Regions from separate parts of the Homo sapiens genome. Here regions 1 and 2 are each linked to region 3. A link is a contact called in ENCODE Hi-C or POLR2A ChIA-PET data. All regions are on one chromosome and are shown on one strand. Each heading gives the region's core, a stretch centred on a gene start or an enhancer-like site at or near the end of the contact. The rest is flanking DNA. Distances are from core to core; before and after follow the strand shown.

Region 1 (4,503 bases), core at 61-2,560, 7.2 Mb before region 3:
AGCTGAGATCACACCATTGCACTCCAGCCTGGGCGACAGAGTCAGTCCCTGTCTCAAAAAACAAAAACAAAAAAACCTCACAATTTTGCAACATGTATCAGGAGCCTCAAATACTTCCTCCTTTAATTCAGTAATTCTGCATCTAGAAGTTTCAACTGAAAAAATTATTATAGATGGGAATTTATAAATTAAGATGTTTATTAAAGCACTATATAGGATGTCAAGTTTTTAATTATGTAAATACGCAGCTAAGAATGGTTTAAAAATTACTGTGCATCTGGATGATAAATTATTATGCAGTAATTCAAAAATCCTGTTTTTAAAAAATAGTTAACGACCTGAGATGATTTGAAACTAAATAATGAAGTTTATCACAAGTGTTGTATCCCTACCAAAAATATTTAGCCTAAATCTTATAATGAGGAAACAATCAGACAAATCCAAATGAATAAGATTCTTAAAAAGCTAATCTCATCAAAATGTCAACAACATTAAGAAAAAAAAAAAAAAGAAATTGTTCCGGATAGAGACTAAAGAGTCATGGCAACCAATGTAATAAATGGATACTTCACTGGATCCAGGACCAAGAAAAATAAATAAATAAAAGAAGTTACTAAGTTACCAGTTACTTTCATTGTAACACATCCTGTAAATACAAATATCTCTTCTTTTTTAATCCATCCAAACTTGACACAGACTTGAGTATCACAACAAAAACATCTTCGGTAAAGTTTTTCGCACCTCACCCAGCCCAAGAGGATGCTTCTGTACTTATAGATGTATTTACTTCAACAAATGCTGGACATCTACAAACCCCATATACTGTCTTGTCCACAGCAGGCAGCAACAAAATGAGGAAGGAATAGAAATGTCGGAGGTGAGCGACTTCTCCAAGGTCACTCACTCCTCACCAAAGTGGGCTCCGGCTCTGCCATCCAGGCGGCCGTTCCATTCTTGAGTTGTTCTCGGCATCTCGGCATCTCGGCAACCAAACAAGATCCAAAGTTGGAGAGGTGGGCAAACCTACTTTATACATCACTTACCCTGTGCAGGCAGGGACCTGAGGAGTTATTAACGATCGGGAAGATTTCAGGGCGGATGAAACTCTCCTACAAAGAAGGGCCAAACCGGCCGCAGCCATGTTTTCGCATAACTGGCAAAACGCGTTTCCGCCAACGATAGCGTCACTTCCGGCGTCTCAAGCCGGCGGTGAGGAGAATAGAAAACTTGCCCTCACTTAAGATGGCCACATCCTGCCTTTGTCCTCATTGGTAAATTGGCTCTCTCAGCTTCCGTGACCCGCCTCCCTTCTTCCTCCTGCCCGTAGTAGCCATGGCGGCCATGAGTTTGTTGCGGCGGGTTTCGGTTACTGCGGTGGCAGCTCTGTCTGGCCGGCCCCTTGGCACTCGCCTCGGATTTGGGGGCTTCCTCACTCGTGGCTTTCCGAAGGCTGCTGGTGGGTGCTGGCCTAGGGAGAACGGGCGTGAAGCGGGTGCGGGGCGAGAAAAGGGAGGACGCTTCCAGGGTGACCTTGGTGGGATCCGGAGGGAGCCGGGACAAGTTGTGGGCTTGGGGCTTGACAGGAGAGACGGAGCACGAGCTATATGAGGGGTTTTCCTGAAGTAGCCAGATAGATCGTGTTTACATTATTAGCATTTCTAAAACGTTGTTATTCACCATCCCAATTAATGCTAATTTGCGGATGAAGCTGAGTCTAGAAAGGTATAGAGCTGAGATCTGTATCTCTAGGGCACAAGCTTATTGTTGCGTTCCACCTGCCCAAAGGCTAGGTTCTAGTCCCACAGATGCAAAGTCATCTTGCCGAGAAGCCCACCTATGCTAAGGAATATGAAGACAGGTAATATGTAGACAGGTAAAGAGGCTCAGGGCCAACTTATTCTTTAGGCACAGTAAGTACCGTGCCGCCCAATAATGAGATGCAGATGAACTGGGGAGGAAGAGAGGTTTTTGTTTTGTTTTGTTTTGTTTGTTTGTTTTTTGAGACAGAGTCTCACTCTGTTGCCCAGGCTGGAGTGCAGTGGCGCGATCTTGGCTCACTGCAACCTCCGCCTCCTGGGTTCAAGCGATTCTCCTGCCTGAACCCATGATAGTTTTAGGGGTCTACGAAAGTCTTTTAATTTAAATTTCTTTTTTAAAAAAACCATAATGTTTATGAATATGATAACGAATCCAGCCTGTATTATGTTCGTTTTATACCAATGCAGTCATAAAATATTATTTTTAATAACTTAGACGAAGGGGCCCTTGAAGGCAAAAGTGCCTAGGTCTCAGGAAAGTCATAATACAGTCTTTTTTTTTTTTTCTTTTGAGACAGTCTCACTCTGTCACCCAGGCTGGAGTGCAGTGGCACCATCTTGGCTCACTGCAATCTCCACCCCCCGGGTTCAAGCGATTCTCCCGCCTCAGCCTCCCCAGTAGCTGAGGCTACAGGTGCACACCACCACGCCTGGCTAATTTTTGTATATTTAGTAGAGATGGGGTTTCACCATGTTGGCCAGGCTGGTCTCGAACTCCTCACCTCAAATGATCCGCCCACCTCAGCCTCCCAAAGTGCTGGGATTATAGGCGTAAGCCACTGCACCTGACCAATACAGTCTTAATAGGGCTATTTGGACCTCCTTGGAGACAGTGAGTTGCATCATGGCGGTGTGAATAATCATAGCAAAGATCAAATGCTTGATATTCAGTGTACTTTATTATCTCAGAGACTCTGCAAAGAAATTACAATGTTATTTTCATTTTACAGATGAGGAAACTGACTCAATTATTAAATAATGTGTCACTAAATAATAGCCAACATTTACTGAGCACCTGTTACGTGTCAAGCATCCTTTTTTATTTTTATTTTTTTCAAGACGGAGTCTTGCTCTGTTGCCCAGGCTGGAGTGCAATGGCGTGATCTTGGGTCACTGCAACCTCTGCCTCCTGCGTTCAGGCGATTCTCCTGCCTCAGCCTCTTGAGTAGCTGGGATTACAGTTGCACGCCTCCATGCCCGGCTAATTTTATGTGTTTTTAGTAGAGATGGGGTTTCATCATGTTGGCTAGGCTGGTCTCGAACTCCTGACCTCGTGATCCACCTGCCTTGGCCTCCCAGAGTGCTGAGATCACAGGCGTGAGCCACCCCACCTGACCTCAAGCATCATTTTAAGGGTTTAAAGTATTAATTTATTTAATCCTCTTCATTAGATATATACTGTAAGCTATTTGCCCTGTGCAATAGAAGCAGGTAAAGAGGAAGTGAAACACTTAAAGTCAGAAAGTTGTCTCCAGCCTCAAAATATCTTGTTCTCTTTTTACCCCTATTCTCCCAGTTTAATTTGAATTATGCCACTCCACAGGATGAGGCAATATACATAGGGATTTGCTGGAAACATGATGCAAAGAACCAGTGGTATTTAACAAATTTCCAGCAGGAATTTGAACTTGTTACAAAACTACATTCCTTGATGAAAATCCCTTTATAAGCCATTTCTGATTACAGATATTCTCATATAGCCAAATACAAATCCTTCAAATACTCGCTCTGGTAGTATTCAATCAAATCCAGCTGGAGATAAACTGCAGCAAAATTTCACCCCCAGTTTCTCTTTCCACATTATTGCCCTTTCTTGGGGTTCTCAAAGGATCATTACCGTGTTCTGCGCCCTTTCCAATCAGAGCAGGGAAGGTTCTAATAGCTATGTTTACTAAAGGTTACTGTGTTTTCAGCTGTGTACCTGCTTTCAAAGGTATTTTGCATCTGTCACTGTGATATGAAAGCTTTTAATCTCTTACATGGTTGTTTATATCTGTCCCTACAAGAATGTAAGCTCTAATGTAGTAGAGAGCCTGTCTTGTTTTGTTTTTTCTGGAGATAGACTGCCTATCTTCAAATTCTGGCTCTAGAATTCAGAAGCCATGTCTGTGATCATCACATCTTGGAAGCTAAAGTGGAAGACACCTAATTGCTCATAACCTGCATTTCCTCCTCTTTAAAAAAGATGAGAATTTTAACCTGCCTCAAAAGGTAGTTGTGAAGAGTGAGTGGAAAAAATCAACAGTGCCTGGCAGCAGTAGCCTTTAAAAAAATTGTGGTAAAGTACACATAACATTTACTATTTTAACCATTTTTAAGTGCACCGTTCAGTGGTATTAAATACATTCCTAATGCTATGCAACCATCACCATCATCCAACTCCAGAACTTTTTTCATATGGTAAAACTAAAACTCTGTATCCGTTAAACAATAACTCTCCATTCCCCTTCCACGTAGCCCCTGGTAACCACCATTCTGCTGTCTTTATGATTTTGACTACTCTATTTCTCATGTAAGTAGAATCATATAATATTTGTCTGTCACTTAGCATAATATCCCCAAGGCATATTTATGTCGTAGCATATGTCAGAATTTCCTTCCTTTTTAAAGCTGAATTGTCCGTTGTCCATTGTATGTATTTACCCCATTTTGCTTATCCATCATCTGTCAATTGGGTTGCATCTAG
Region 2 (4,862 bases), core at 517-3,016, 7.9 Mb after region 3:
TCAAAATCTAAATGGCACAGGTAGAACTTGAACCCAGATTGTCTGACTGTGCTAGTCAAAATTAGTCAAAACTTTATTTGATATAATCCCACAATAAGAAATACATTTTACATAGTGACCCAAAGGTGTATGTACATATAATGATACAAGCATTCAAGTACCGTTCAGTACAGTAAAATGGCAATAGAAGAATACTGAAACCACACCCTATTACATGCAACATTCTGATATTTCTCTATCTTGCTGGGGAAAAAATAAAAACAAAACAAAACAGCTAGCTGCAGACCACTAAATTGACTTCCAGACACAACCCAGAGTTTGATAACCATCACCCTAAGCTATATACTTAGTATAGATACAAATAAAAAAAAATTGCCAGGCGTGGTGGTTTGTGCCTGTAACCCCAGCTCCTCAAGAGGCTAAGGCAGGAGGATTGCTTGAGGCCAGGAGTTTGTGATCAGCTTGGGCAACACAGCAAGACCCTGTCTCTCCAAAACAAACAAACAAAACCAAACAACCAGGCCTGATGGTGTGCACCTGTAATGCCAGCTACTCAAGAGACTGAGGCAGGGGGATTATTTGTGCCCAGAAGTTTGAGACTGTAGTGAATTGGTGAGTTATGATCACACCACTGGCACTCTAGCCTGGGTGACAGAGTGTGACCCTGTCTCTAAAAATGAATAACTGAATGATGAATGAATTTCCTAAATAAATATTAAGGGCCAAAAGTTTAAGTGGGCATAGAATCAGCAAAAATAAGGAATTAGGATCCAATTCTTTACCATTCATGTTCAATCTTCCCACAGTTTCCTAAAAGGCTTCATTAGTAACAAGTTGCTTCAAAGCTAATAAAAATTACCAGTAATCTAATGTCCAGAGTAACTCTGACCTGATGAATACTGATAAGCACTCCATGCTGTTTACTCTGCAGACTATATGGATGAAAGTCAGCTGGTGTGACAGTGGCACACGCTTACTTAGCTCCAGGGACATATTTAACTAAATTTAGCACACGATCTTAGCACTCAACATGTTCTCATTCATTCCCGGGGGAATGAATGGTGAAAATAACGACTAGAATGATGAACACAAGCCAAATCACTTCATTCATTTTTTTAAAGATCCTTCTATAACCTAGTAAAATATTAGGTCTTGTCACACCTGAAAAATCAATGATTTATCTTTGAGCTAAACCACTAGGGGGTGCTTCGCAAGGATGAGGCAAGGATCTGAATTATTTTATATTTCTGGCAGTAACCAACCGCTTCTGGAGGATCCATTCTTTGAACAAATCAATACAAAAATACGTTTTGTCTTTTTCCTGCTCTGGAAGTTCCAAGCACTTCAGTGGCTTCTAGGGCAAAACCCAAACGTACTCAAGACCTGGCATTGAAGACTCTTCAGATTCTCACTCCACGCCTCATCACCACACTAACTCTTCTTTCAAGCTTCTCCTACCTTTGTGTTCTGGGCCTTGCCAGGAGGAGGGCCTGCTACTCAGCTTGGCAGAAACTCCAACTCATCCTTCAAAACCCGGCTGAGGCGTCCCTCCTGCAAAACTTATCTGACTTTTGACCCCGAATTTTGCAGCACTCAGGCTAGACAGAAAAGATAAGAAAGATGACATGGTCTGTCTTACCCAGGAGTCAGTGTGACGATGGCTTCGGCTCCGCTGAGTCTGATGGCGCATAAGGGCCCGTCCCAGCGACCCACCGGCCGGGGCTCTCCTCCGGCCCATGGCAACACGACCGCTGGACGAAGCTTCCCGGCTCGGCGCGTGCAGTTTCCGGGATTCACAGTTCGATCCCCGGAAGTGACGATAAGCGAGCCCAAGTAGTTCAGGCTCAAACTTGAGAGGGGAAAGCAGAATGACTTGTTCTCAAGTTCTCCTTTTACGTCTCGATTTTACCAGTATTATAGAATATAAGTGAAAAAATGGTTCTGGGAAATTTTCGATAGATTTCCTGGCGAATGTCTCGAGTTTGGATAAATGACTGAGTTAAAAGAATGGTCCATTCTTAATTTGTGCGTCGGTCTTTAGCGTCCGGCGAGAAACTAGAGCACGTCGGAAACATGGCGGTTCCTATTCGCGGCACTAGCTCCGCCTTCCGCTGCTTCCGTCAGGAGGACGCGGAGACTCGGAGGAAGAGTGTTTCGGTGGCGCTGGGACGGGGGCGTTTCCCAGCGCTGGTTTTCTGCTGGCGTCCCGAGGTGTGGTCTCTCCGAGGTCCAGCACAGCAACTAACTTTTTGTTTATCTAGCCGACCCCAGCTGCGAACTGGGGAGAAAAGTCTTCGCCTGGATGTGAATTTGGAATGAGAGGCTGAATAGTATTTCCAGAGCTTGGCAAGGTTGTAGGAAAAGCCAACAGGAAGTGACTTACGCTTTATTTCAAAGAAAAAAAAAATGTTTAAACAGTTCTAATTATATTTTCATTACCCTTTTTAAAAATAATTAAAATGAAAGTGAAAACAGTGAGCCAGCTCCACTCCTAGAGGCCTGGGCTTTTGTTCCTCACTTGAATGTTTGATTTCCCTATAATGGGAATAATAGAAAGTCAGCTTAGAGTGGCTGGTGAACTACATTCTCATTGATCCAGAGAACCATCTCTTTGTTTTGATGCTTGGAGAGAGGAAGCAGCTTGAGCAAGTCGTAGATTGAGTGCGTGCAGTGTCAGGAATAAACCCAAGTCTTGTCACTAGCCTGTACACCCCTGGGGAGAGTGGGGAATGAGGGTTGTTAACATGTATTATTTATTTATTTTTATCTTTTGAGACAGAGTCTCGCTGTCCCCCAGGTGGAGTGCAAAGGCATGATCTCGGCTCACTGCAACCTCTGCTTCCCGGGTTCAAGTGATTCTCCTGCCTTAGCCTCCCGAGTAGCGGGAATTACAGACACGTGCCACCGCACCCAGCTAATTTTTGTATTTTTAGTAGAGACAGGGTTTGACTATTTTGGCCAGGCTGGTCTCGAACTCCTGACCTCAGGTGATCGCCCGCCTCGGCCTCCCAAAGTGCTAGGATTACAGGTATGAGCCACTGCGCCTGGCCAAACATGTATTTTTAAATCATAGGATCGAGGTAATGCATATATTACCTAGCATAGCTTGATTTAGCCATTCCACAATGTACACATATATCAAAACATTATGCGGTACAACGTAAGTAATAAACAATTTTTAGTTGTCAATTAAAACAACAGCCAAAAAGAAATAAATAGGATCAAGAATCTGTTTAACCTAGGGCTTTTCACACTTTAATGTGCATATAAATCCCCTGGGAATCTTGTTAACATGCAGATTCTGATTCATAAGCTCTGGGGTGAGGCCTGTGGCTCTAACAAGCTTCCAGGTGATACCCATAGTACTGGTCCTTGGGTCACACTTTGAGTAGCAAGCGTAGTCCACTCTTTCCTGGTGCAAATGAAGACACAGAAGTGGACTGGCTAAAGGTCAGTCATAGCAAGTTAGCATCAGGCGAAACTGGGTCCAGACTCCCACCCATTCTGAATTCCCTGCCAGGGTTTCTGTGTGCTGCACCTTACCCCTCTTACTGAATTGAAGTGAGTTTTGGGAAATGCCCAAGGGACTGCTGGCAAGCTGTGAAGCAGTTGGCAACGCTTTGAGAAGGCAGTGCTCACAGATGAGCAAAGGAATGCATCAGAACATCATTTCTCCCATTTCTCAATTTAGAAACAGTGTATCTTTAAAATCCTACACATAATCTCCAGAAGTAAGATATGAAGAAGACCCACGAAATAGAATTAGCAGACAGCTCCCGGCATTCTCTCCAGAGCTAAGTGGTTAAAGGTCAAACTAACTCATGAAGTAAGATTTCACATTTTAATAATAATACTAGGAGGTGAGATAAAGAAACTCACCATCTCATTCCTAGAGCTCAACCAGGAACTTGGGACTTCATCTAGTTTCTTTTTCCAGATTTTGTCACCTCTGGAGAAAATAAACACTTTGGTTTTCCACTGTTACTTTTCTAAGGGCTTAAAAAATCTTGACCAAATAAGACCAGGCGTGGTGGCTCACGCCTGAAATCCCAGCACTTTGAGAGGCTGAGGCGGGTGGGTCACCTGAGGTCAGGAGTTTGGAGACAAGCCTGGCCAACATGATGAAACCCCGTCTCTGCTAAAAATAGAAAAATTAGCCCGGTGTGGTGGCATGCACCTGTAATCCCAGCTACTCGGGAGGGTGAGGCAGGAGAATTGTTTGAACCCGGGAGACAGAGGTTGCAGTGAACCCACATCGCACCACTGCACTCCAGCCTGGGCAACAAGAGCGAAACTTCGTCTCCAAAAAAAAAAAAAAAAACTTAACCAAATAAACCAAAGTGATAATCAGGAGTGGTGAGGAGTCAAAAGGTCATAAAGATTTAATTAGCAGCAACTACTCCTAGCTGACAAGAAAAGGATAGATAATCCTAATATTTCTCCCAAGACGTTACGAAAATCTACCGATGACAGACAACTGAGTCTCAGTCTTCTCATCTGGTTAATGAGGCTAATAACAATTCCTGCCCTGAAGAGGTAACAAATGAGATAATGCTGCAAGGTGATTGCCTAGTAATTTGTGGGGGTATCATCTGGCACAGCTGAACACGTTTTCTTTCCCCAAAAACTAAGCAATGACGGTGAAAGCCCAGCTGGATAACTGTTCAGTGAGAAGGACAAGGAGGAAAGGAATTGAAGGTGTTGATGAGACAAGATCATGGGACCCAGATTAAAAGGAAGGAGGTAAGATCGTGGGGGAGTGATGATGGTGGTGACGGAGGGTGGAGCAAGGTGCTGGCTGCTGCCCAAGTGAGGGGGTTGCAAAGATGAATCAGTCCAGGTCCCTGCCCTCCAACTGCAGA
Region 3 (4,368 bases), core at 963-3,462:
CCACCGCGCCCGTCTGAAAGCATATTCTTTTAAGGTTTTGTTATTGTTTTTCCATGTAGCACTGACAGATTTGTACTAATTCTTTGCTTCTCTGGTTGCTAGATAGCTTTAGAATTGTCAGCTGAGGCTCTTGAAGAGCAAAACTAAACTACCTTAGTTGGCTTAGATAGGGAAATAATCTGACTTTTAGGATTATTTGCAGTATAAATGATTTCAAACACTAAAGGTTGACAAAGAAGCATTTATAGTTCACTGAGAAGGCTATCTTATTTCAGATTCCAGGTAAGCAGAATCACTTAAATTTAAAAGAGCACGCTCTGTGTTGATATGCAAAACTTTGTTAAAGTATACGTTTTGATCTTTAATTCATTTATTAGTTACAAATGTTATTTACTATTTAGTAAGCACACGCAAATGTGGTAATCACTGCATTTATTAGGAATACACTGTAAGGTTACAGGCAGTGTGGGTGTGGATTTTGACTGTATTTGAAGTTTTCTTACCTTGAAACTTACTTAGCACTTGTAAACCTATACCATAGAGTTTAGCCTTTATTTCCTCTTAAGAGACTTGAAAATCCTACACCATCTAGTGTAGTGCTAATCCTAAAGAAAACAACCAACGATTAAGTGTTAATTGTTGATTGGTATCACCCTATGATCAATTGTTTTCACCCTAAGGCTCAAGTGAAACCAAACGGTTGGTCACTTTTTCGATTTAGTATTTTTTCAATTTCTTAGATCTCAGGATATTTTTAGTAGATTTTGGATGAGACAACAAGGATGTCTGACGACCATCATTCTCAGAAAATATCTGGCATCACCTCAAATCTGGATTTCGAACATTACAGAGGGATGAATGAGGAGCAGTACCACTGGACTGAGGGCCTGGCCCACTTTGCCATCTTGGTATTCTTAATCTTTGTCCTAGTTCCTGGCACGATAAGAATTTTCAAATAAATAAATAATTTTTGTATTAAAAAAGTAGTATTTAGAACCGAATATCTTCTATAATATAGAAAATTGAGTCAGCTTTCCCAGTAATGATTCTTTAAGTTGGCCTTCTGAAATATGAGAAAATGTTACCCTGATAGTCTCGATGATATTTTGCACCATGGGTAGGGTTGTATTTTAAAGTTAAATGACTACATATATTGTTTTTTGTTTTTGTCGAGAGACCTGAGATGGGGCTAATTGAAAACGTCTGGAGCTTAAAGACCCGTGCAGTTTACGCAGCAAGGATATTATTGCTCTGAATTTCAATAAATCAACATTTCACTATATATCGGCAAAGTCTACAGCCTTTAAAAAATGACCAATATAGACGGAATCAAAACCGATGTAGTCCCAAAGCGGCACAGAGCTGTATCTGCCAAAGCGTCCATTTAAATTCGTGCGTTCCAAGGAAAATTACTGCTTAGTTTCTATCCATTTGCAAAAGTTTATGATTTTTTTCAGGCATTCCTCACACCTGTTAGGTTAAAATCAGTAACACTCTTAAAAAGAAAGCGAGAGACCGGAAATGATATGAGAATAGAATTGGCCACTCCAGAGACATCTGCAAATGACACTCCATTTTTCCTTCTCGCGCTGCAAAATGTACCGGTAAACCGGACTTCCCGGGACTCGCTGGGTGGCCGACATTTTCCCTAGCAGGAATTTTACGTTTCCAAGATCTGAATGGATGTTAACGGTCGGGCTAAATGCCAGGCAGGTCTTCATTGTGGAATTAAACAGCGGTGGGAGCAAGCGGAATAACCGAGTTCCCCTCCCGCACCTGAGTGCCGGCAGCGAGCCGCGAGCCGGGACCTGTCACCCGCGGGAAGCCCCGGCCGCCCGACGAACAGCATCTCCGGTTTCCGCCTCCGGCTCCGGCGCGGCTCCCCCGGCCCGCCTCTGCGTCAGGGACGCGGAAACCCCGTAGGAGCAGGGCGGGCGGGGAAAGCGAGGTTTAACTAACTCCGCAGCTATATTCTTCCGCCGCGAGGTAAAGAGTCCCAACCCAACCCCGGGCCCTAGGATTTCCAGCGACCCTGTAATATCGAGAAATTACCACATTTGGGTTTTTCTACCAACTTGCTTAGGATTTTATCCGAGGTAACGACCCCAGGATCACAATTTTGTAGCTGACCGAAGCACGGCGAGAAAATTCCTCCGCAAGAAACGGGTTCCGGCCACGAGCCTATAAAAAACGGGTGGTTGGGCGCCGCTGTCTTTTCAGTCGGGCGCTGAGTGGTTTTTCGGATCATGTCTGGTGGCTCCGCGGATTATAACAGGTATGCAGTCTGTTGGCGGTCGCGGTCTGTAGTGAAGGTCATAGGGCGCCAGGGGAGATGATAGTGGATGGCACGGAGGCAAAAACTCTAAATTAATGGACGTTTTCTTAGGGTACAGCACTCCTGTGCCCTTCCAGAAGCTTCCATGATGGGTAGGGCCCGGATTGTGGGGAGATAGGACGGTGGTGCGAAAGCAGTGGCTAAAGGGCGTTTTTCCTCTCTAAGACATTACGAAACTTCGGCTGCTTTCCTTCCCAGTGTAGAGCACGGGAAACATGGAGTAAAAAGCCGTGGCGCAGTCCGAGTTCGGTACACTGTAACCAGGACCCGAAGCTTTATTTTCGGTCATCCACACGAGTTGGGGGAGGGTCCTAGGCTTTACTTGGGGAAGGGTTGGAGGCAGCGGTCTCCACTCGGCCACGGCGCGGAGGCGACGGGACAGGACCGGTGCCGGTGAACCGTTGGCATCGCCCTCGCCAGGCCGCTCCGCCCGCGTCAATCACCCGGCTTGCGCATTGTTGGGGGCGGAGTTCGGCGCTCCGAGCTCTCGCGAGACGCTCCGCAGTTGAAACGGGATCGCCATGCGCTCGGGCCTGGGGGGCTGCCTTTCCGGGCATCCGCAGGCCCCAACCTTTAGGGAAGGCGCACAGTGTGGATATTCGCCCTGAGGCTGCTGCTTTAGCTTGTGCAGGGGAGGCTAACGTGCTGAGACGGGTTGCAAAGGGCTATGCGCTTAAGGTGCAGTTGAGGTGGCCTGGAAGGGGTGTCTGACTGCAGTATTCTTGTCAGCAGAGAACATGGCGGCCCAGAGGGAATGGACCCCGATGGTGTCATCGAGGTAAGAAACGGTTGTGGATCTTGAAGCTTTGGAAAGGTGAGTGTGTTCATCTCATTTATGCGTGCATTATTTTTTCTAACTTACAGAGCAACTGGAATGAGATTGTTGATAACTTTGATGATATGAATTTAAAGGAGTCTCTCCTTCGTGGCATCTATGCTTACGGTTTTGAGAAGCCTTCCGCTATTCAGCAGAGAGCTATTATTCCCTGTATTAAAGGTAAAAGAAACTGGCATTTTTAGGAAATTGTTCTACATAGACATGAACCATAAAAGGGAAAGTAACCTCTGGGGGACTAGCACCTGTTTGTATTCCTTAAAGTGAAATGATGGCAATCATCTTTCGGGACTGACCTGAAATGAAGAGAATACTCATTGCTGATCACTTGATTATTTGGGCATAATGTTCCAAATGGAATACATGGTGTGAAGTAGAAGTGACAATTTGATGTGGGATCGGTAAATGTGTATCCTACTTTTTTTAGGGTATGATGTGATTGCTCAAGCTCAGTCAGGTACTGGCAAGACAGCCACATTTGCTATTTCCATCCTGCAACAGTTGGAGATTGAGTTCAAGGAGACCCAAGCACTAGTATTGGCCCCCACCAGAGAACTGGCTCAACAGGTATTGATAGTGTAGTTCAAAAAAACTGCTTGCGTGTTGCATAGGTTTCAGGTTTCACAACTGTGAAGAATTTAAAACTTAGTATAAATTGGTCCTACCAGATCCCTCCTTTTAATTGTCCATGCATGCAGGGAGTTTTTGTTGAAAGTTTTAAAAGAACTGGGTATGCAGGTATGGTTTGTAGGGTTGTATACTAATAGATTGAGAATCCGAAGCGCTCTCTTGGATGTACTAGATCTGTCCCCATTTTTTAAGTTTGAATGCAGTTGTGCAACATGAAAACTGCAGTGACATGTTACCATTTGACTGTCTCCGTAGTTCGTGATGCATCTGTTGCATGCTATGTTTTCAAAGCTCACTGCTATATTGGCTTTGAAGTAAACCTTCCTAATAAAGCTGTAGGCTTTATTGAGGTCAGGATTATATAAGGCACAATACCCTCTGGGGGAAAAAAATCATTTGCCCTAGCTGTAATTACAGAACATAAATTTCACTACGTACTCCCTACCTACAGTGAAGAATAATGTAGGAAACGTTATTCTTGGATTGTCTAGCTGATGCGTGGAGCAGCAGCATCCCAAGTTTGACAAGGCATAAGAAAGACATTAAGGGAATTTTACCTTGCAGCAGT

The links. A loop is a pair of places that touch in the nucleus more often than their neighbours do. ChIA-PET counts read pairs that join two places held with the same protein, here RNA polymerase II (POLR2A). Pooled maps may share reads with other maps.
Region 1: a pooled map shows a loop between it and region 3 (4-fold over the local background). The contact joins the promoter of NDUFB5 here to the promoter of EIF4A2 in region 3. A Hi-C loop is called at or near these places in 3 of 50 pooled maps.
Region 2: a loop to region 3 is called in a pooled map, with 6 times the contacts of the local background. The contact joins the promoter of LSG1 here to the promoter of EIF4A2 in region 3. A Hi-C loop is called at or near these places in 2 of 50 pooled maps. POLR2A ChIA-PET finds 5 or more read pairs at or near these places in 2 of 52 experiments (MCF 10A and naive thymus-derived CD4-positive, alpha-beta T cell).

Annotation. Positions count from the first base shown.
Region 1 is chr3:179,603,484-179,607,986 of GRCh38, forward strand. NDUFB5 (NADH:ubiquinone oxidoreductase subunit B5) reads left to right here and starts at 1,311. Exons shown (of 6, transcript NM_002492.4): 1 at 1,311-1,456. The coding sequence starts at 1,333. It overlaps MRPL47 (mitochondrial ribosomal protein L47), which reads right to left and starts at 1,155. Exons shown (of 7, transcript NM_020409.3): 1 at 1,044-1,155. The coding sequence starts at 1,141. RefSeq lists enhancers at 445-1,311, 1,237-1,436, 1,312-2,178, 1,617-1,776, 1,807-1,896.
Region 2 is chr3:194,670,425-194,675,286 of GRCh38, forward strand. It overlaps LSG1 (large 60S subunit nuclear export GTPase 1), which reads right to left and starts at 1,767. Exons shown (of 14, transcript NM_018385.3): 1 at 1,640-1,767. The coding sequence starts at 1,738. It overlaps LOC124909474, which reads right to left. Exons shown (of 3, transcript XM_047449428.1): 3 at 3,240-4,862. RefSeq lists an enhancer at 4,073-4,862.
Region 3 is chr3:186,781,365-186,785,732 of GRCh38, forward strand. It overlaps EIF4A2 (eukaryotic translation initiation factor 4A2), which reads left to right and starts at 2,213. Exons shown (of 11, transcript NM_001967.4): 1 at 2,213-2,275; 2 at 3,068-3,113; 3 at 3,200-3,332; 4 at 3,598-3,737. The coding sequence starts at 2,247. SNORD2 (small nucleolar RNA, C/D box 2) reads left to right here and starts at 3,432; the gene lies at 3,432-3,501. RefSeq lists an enhancer at 2,889-3,118.